2 separate regions of the Homo sapiens genome follow, and region 1 is linked to region 2. A link is an interaction called in ENCODE POLR2A ChIA-PET data of the cell type or tissue named here. Cell type or tissue: K562. All regions are shown on one strand.

Region 1 (2,500 bases), 170 kb before region 2:
TATATATATATGTATATGTTTCTGCTAATTAGTTGGCTCTGGGTAGAATGAGCAACTAATTAGTCCCTCCAGTTTAACCTGTAATTGCTGCTGAGAGATGGGTGAGAAGATGGCGTCAGGATTGTCTGTGCAGCAACTGGGGTGACAAGGGCAGGGGGCAGGAGCGTGAGCAGCCTCCCCACTGCCCAGGCAGACGGCAGCACCCACAGGCACCACAGCCCGGGGGCATTGGGAGCTCAGTGGGCGGGGAGATGCAGGCGGGAGCTGACGCAGGGCAGGAGGGCCACAGTCAGCTGGGGGTCTGGCAGGGCTTGTTGGAACAGGTGACACCTGGGCTAAGCCTTGAAGTCTGTAAGGTGCTTTTCAAACATTTTATTTTTCTGGTTATAAAAAAAGTAATGTGTGTTCTCTATAGAAAAGTGTGAGCGCTTGGGTGTTTAGCCCGTCAGTCTTCTACAAAACATGTATTTATGACATAATTGGGATCAAGCTGTACTTACTGTTTTCTAACTTGCCTTTTACACTTAATCCCATACCAAGATTATTTTCCCATCATTAAATACTCTTCTATAATGTGATTTTTAATGGCAGTGTAATGTTTCAGCCTGCGTGTACCATAGTGCGTTTAGCCAATTCTCTGTTGTGTATTTTGATGGTTTCTGATGTTCTGTCATTATAAATAATGCTTGGATGAAGAAAGTCATGGATGTAGGGTTGTGACAGGCAGGGAAAGTTTAGGGTGGCAGGGTAGGCCCAGCCTGAGCAAAGGTGCAGTGGTAGGGGAGTTTGGAGTGTGTCTGGGGAGTGGCAGGGCCAGGGCTGGCATGGAGCACCGGAGGCTTGCACCGGAGGCTGAGGAATTGGAGCTTCACTCAGCAAAGCTCTAAACTCCTGGAGGAAGCTCAGGTTTGTCCTTGCTGCCCCTGCTTCTGTTGCTCCCTCCCTCGGTGCTCCAGTGATTAGAGGGGAAGAGGCAGGATGCTGTGTGTTCGGGAGGAAAGGGTAGGCAAAGCTGTGGATCCCAGATGACCTCTCCCTCCCTCAGTGGTGGGATCCGTGGTGTTTAAACCAAGACCCTCTGCTCTCTGGGGAGCCTTGCCCAGGTCTCCTCCTGCCAGGCAGGAGGGATGCAGGCACCAACTCTGAATACTTACAGACTCCTGGGTCAGCACAGCTGGTCAGACCAGCCTCTCCTTCATCCCCTCACTGGGGGGTGGCTTATGACAGGGACCCTGGAGGGCCAGGGAGGAGGCTGGAGGTGGTTTGTCGTTTCTTCCAGGAAGCTCCCCTGACCTCTGGGTAGAGCTAATGGCCTCTCCCTAGTGCCACCCTCCCTGTGCACATCTGTTGGCCCCAGCACTGCTGTCGTGCTGGGTTGGGATCACCTATGGGTGTGGGCCTGTTTCTCCCAAGGATGAATGTGCAGTGGTTTGTTCATTCTTCCTTCAGCGCATACTCACTGAGCGCCTGCTACACATGAGGCATTGTTCTCTGTGCCCAGCATGGCATCCATGGGTGAATAGGTTAGACCATGGCATTGCCCTCATAGAGCCTAAATTGTAACAGAGTAGACAGAAGAAACCAGATAAGTAAATCCGTAATATAAGATTAGGGAGTAATAAATGCCACAGAGAAAAATAAGGTTGGAAAAGGGGGCAGGCATGAAATCGGAGCTCTTCTCTGGAGCCCTTCTCTGGAGCCCTTCTCAGGAAAGTCCTCTCGGATGAGGGGCCATTTCAGCAGAGGCCTGAGGAGAGGGAGTAGGCCTTATGGAGCTCTGGATGGGCTTGGAGCTGGGACCAGCACAGAGGCCCTCACAGCTGGGCAGCCCTTGAGGAAGAGGGGCTGAGAAACGAGGCATGCAGGGCCAGGAGTTACAGAGTGATGCCTACTGGAGAAAGGACTGTAGGGTGGGTGGGCAAGAGTAGAAGCTGGCAGGCCAGTGGGAGACCCCAGCATCAGTCCAGACCAGAGGTGGTGGGGCCGGGCCTGGGTGGGAGGAGGGCTTGCGTTTGGAGACTTTGAAGGCGTTGCTGAAGGATGGGCTGTGGACTGGGAGAGGGCCAGCCTGGGAATGGGGCGGGCACTGGAGCCTTGGCCCGAGCCGAGGAACAGGGGTGGAGCGTGGGTTTGGAGGGAGAAGCAAGATCCTGCTTGGAAGTGTTTGAGGTGCCGGCATCATGAGGGGAGGCTGCACAGACAGTAAGCCTGCAGCTGCGGGAAGAGCTGGGCTGGAGAGGCAGTTGTGTGGGGAGTCAGCATCTGGGTGGTATCTGAAGCCTCTGAGCCTGGACAAGATGATGTAGAGAAGAAATCTGGGCCTCATTGCTTGGGGTGAATCCAGCCCTGGGGAGCTTCCTGCTTCTGGGTGGGCTGTTACTCTAACTTTGCAGACAAGGTCCCCTGATTTACCAGCCTGGAGAAACTGCTACCAGCTCGCCCTCCCAGCTGCTCCTCCCAAGTGGCCTAATGGATGGCACCATCATTCTGTAACACTTGT
Region 2 (2,500 bases):
CTGTCCCCATGGGGGTCTGAGGAGGAGGAGGGGAAAGGGGAGGCAGGTGGGGGCGGGGCGGACCAACCCCCGGGGAGACGGCGGACACTGGCTGCCTGGCCCCCAGCCGCGCAGTCCGCCAGGCTTTCTCCTGCAGGAGCTCAGCCTGGGCGCAGGACTGCAACTCTCAGGGTTGCCTCACCACCTCCCCATGGGCCAGGAGGCAGCCCCCCAAATTAGACTGGCCAGCAACGGAATTATTTCTCCCATTAGCAGCTCCTACCTTATGCCATTATCAGCCATTCACACCTCAGCGGGGATTAGCCCTGGAAAGCCAGAATGGAGCATCTTTAAAAGGAGTCCAGGGACTGGGGTCAGGATTTGGGCTAAGAGAGAAGCCATTAGGAGTCCCAGGATGCTCTCAAGTTGACCAGGCTACAAGTCCCTTCCCCCCTGCACACCTTTGCTCTCACTGTTCCCTTTGTGGAAATGCCCTCCCCCTGCCTCTTCCTTGGCCTGTGGAAAATGTTTGTATTTCAGCCTGAGCTCACACAGCACCTCCCCCTCACCACAAAGCCTCCTTCATTAAGAGCTAGGTTGGGAGTTGGAGAGCAGAGTGCGAGTCCTGCCCCTCGCAGCATTTGTCTGGTGGGCTCTCTCTGTTCCTTTGATGTGGGTGCGTCTGCAGGCAGGGCCTGGGAGTGTGGAGCTGTATCAGGCCCGGTCCCACTTCGGAGGCTGTCAGTCTGGGGGCCACAGGAGAGGAGGCCGCAGAAGTGCCAGCAGAGCTGGGAGAAGCCCAGAAGCAGTGTGGGCAGAGGGTGGCCGGAGATCCAGAGGGGACCCGCCAGAGGCCGTTGCTTCTTCTCAGGCTAGAGGAGAGCCACTGAGGGAGAAACCCTGAGCTGCTTCTGAAGGCCGAGTAGGAGGCCTCTAGGCATGGGAAACGGATGGTTGGCCGCTGCGACAGAAGGAAAAACCCGGGCTGGGGTGACCGTCACAGTCCTCTCTAGATGGGCCCCACTGCGCCCCCACTCCTGGCCACTTGACCCCAGTTATCTCTGAGCAGGCACAGTTCCCGCTAACACGCTTTATCGTTTCCTGAAACGGATCCCGCATACTGAAGCTGAAGCAAAGAAGGGACCTCAGGCAGGCAGGGACTTGGGGAGAGGACAAGTCACAAGGAGCCCAGGCTGGGCCTTGCTTCTTTTCCTTGGTGATCCGGCGTGAGTCCCCTCACCTTTCTGAGTCTCCCTCCCCAGCTAGATATGCAAGTGCTCAGACTCACCTGGTGGAGTGGCCGGGACGGGGCTGTGTTAACAGGCCCCAGGCTGATAGGCACAGGTGGTGGGGGCTGGGAACGTAGTTGTGCCTGCAGGACAAGTTCTGGCCTCTGTCTCTCCCTTCCCTGCCCCCAGCCTGTGTCCCCATCTTTCTCCCCTCCCCCCACTCTGCTTTCTCTGCCTCTCTCTTCCTCTCCTCTGCAGCCTCACCCACCACGTGTCTCCCGGGTGTCTCTGGGTTTCTCTCTCTTTCCCTCTCCTGCTCTCCCCATCATTTCTTGGCAGTGGATCTGGGCAGAGCCCTGGGCAGACTTTCCGAAGTGCTCTAGCCCCCTTCCCAGGCCTGCCATCCTCCCCGCTCCCTCTCTCCTGCTGCCCAATCAGTCACGGGCACGGCGGGCATCAAGGCAAGACGAGGACCGCGCACACCCACCTCGTTTCCCCGTGAGGAACTGCCCTGGCCACACAGCCAGGCTGAGCACCCAGAGGACCCTGGGCCCCAGCCTTCGTGGGGCAGACGCCTCCATGCCAGATCGCATGCCTGTGTGTGCAGGGGGTCCCCCTGGTCCCCGAGGAACGCTGAGTGGGAGCACCGTGAAATACTGATACCATAAACCTGGAATAACTAAACTTGCCATCCTGTGCTTCAGCCAGCCCCACATTAGGTGAGATTCAGGCCCAGGCAGCAGCCGCAGGCACAGGAAAGGAGTGTGGTGGAAAAACACTGAGTACACGTGGCTCGTGTAACACCCCGTTTTCTGGAAGTTGGGGAAAGGCTTTTGTCGGGTTTGGGGGCAGATGCCTGGGTGTAGCTCTCTGAGGACTAGGGCCTTCCCTCAGCCCTGGGGCCTCACCCTAGCACCACCCTGACAGGACAGCCCCTCCCCTGGCCTGGCCTGCAGAGTCTAAGCCCTGTGTCGCACCAGGCAGCTCTTGGAGCAGGCAGCCCAACTAGGAGACACAGAGCTCTGCCCCCCTCTGGCTTTGTGACCCAGGCCCAGGGCAAATTCTCTTTCAGAGCCTCTGTTTTTCTCATCTGTAAAATGGGTAAGAAAGATCTCTTTTGAAAGCATCTCTGAGACAATGGGTATAAAGCCCCAAACCTCAGCTGGGCACAGTGGCTCATGCCTGTGATCCCAGCACTTTGGGAGGCTGAGGTGGGTGGATCACGTGAGTTCAGGAGTTCAAGACCAGCCTGGCCAACATGGTGAAACCCTGTCTCTAGTAAAAATACAAAC

The links. ChIA-PET counts read pairs that join two places held together with the same protein. Peaks named below come from ENCODE experiments on the same cell type or tissue, not always from the same donor. Only the 100,000 strongest peaks of a DNase experiment are listed, where the experiment ranks them.
Region 1: POLR2A ChIA-PET joins it to region 2 with 6 read pairs; 2 of 35 experiments call an interaction of 5 or more read pairs at or near these places.

Annotation. Positions count from the first base shown.
Region 1 is chr15:77,791,789-77,794,288 of GRCh38, reverse strand. It overlaps a transcript of LINGO1 not described here. Among named protein-coding and RNA genes, the nearest start is that of LINGO1-AS2, 130 kb to the right of the region's middle. In K562, no CTCF peak of the experiment used is centred here; no DNase peak of the experiment used is centred here; H3K27me3 peaks cover 1,366 bases.
Region 2 is chr15:77,621,223-77,623,722 of GRCh38, reverse strand. The region is part of intron 1 of LINGO1 (leucine rich repeat and Ig domain containing 1); the gene reads left to right. The region is part of intron 3 of LOC105370906 (a long non-coding RNA gene); the gene reads right to left. Among named protein-coding and RNA genes, the nearest start is that of LINGO1, 10 kb to the left of the region's middle. RefSeq lists enhancers at 1-20, 1,053-1,568, 1,569-2,084. In K562, no CTCF peak of the experiment used is centred here; DNase peaks (open chromatin) are centred at 311, 461, 1,042 and 1,382; H3K4me3 peaks cover 477 bases.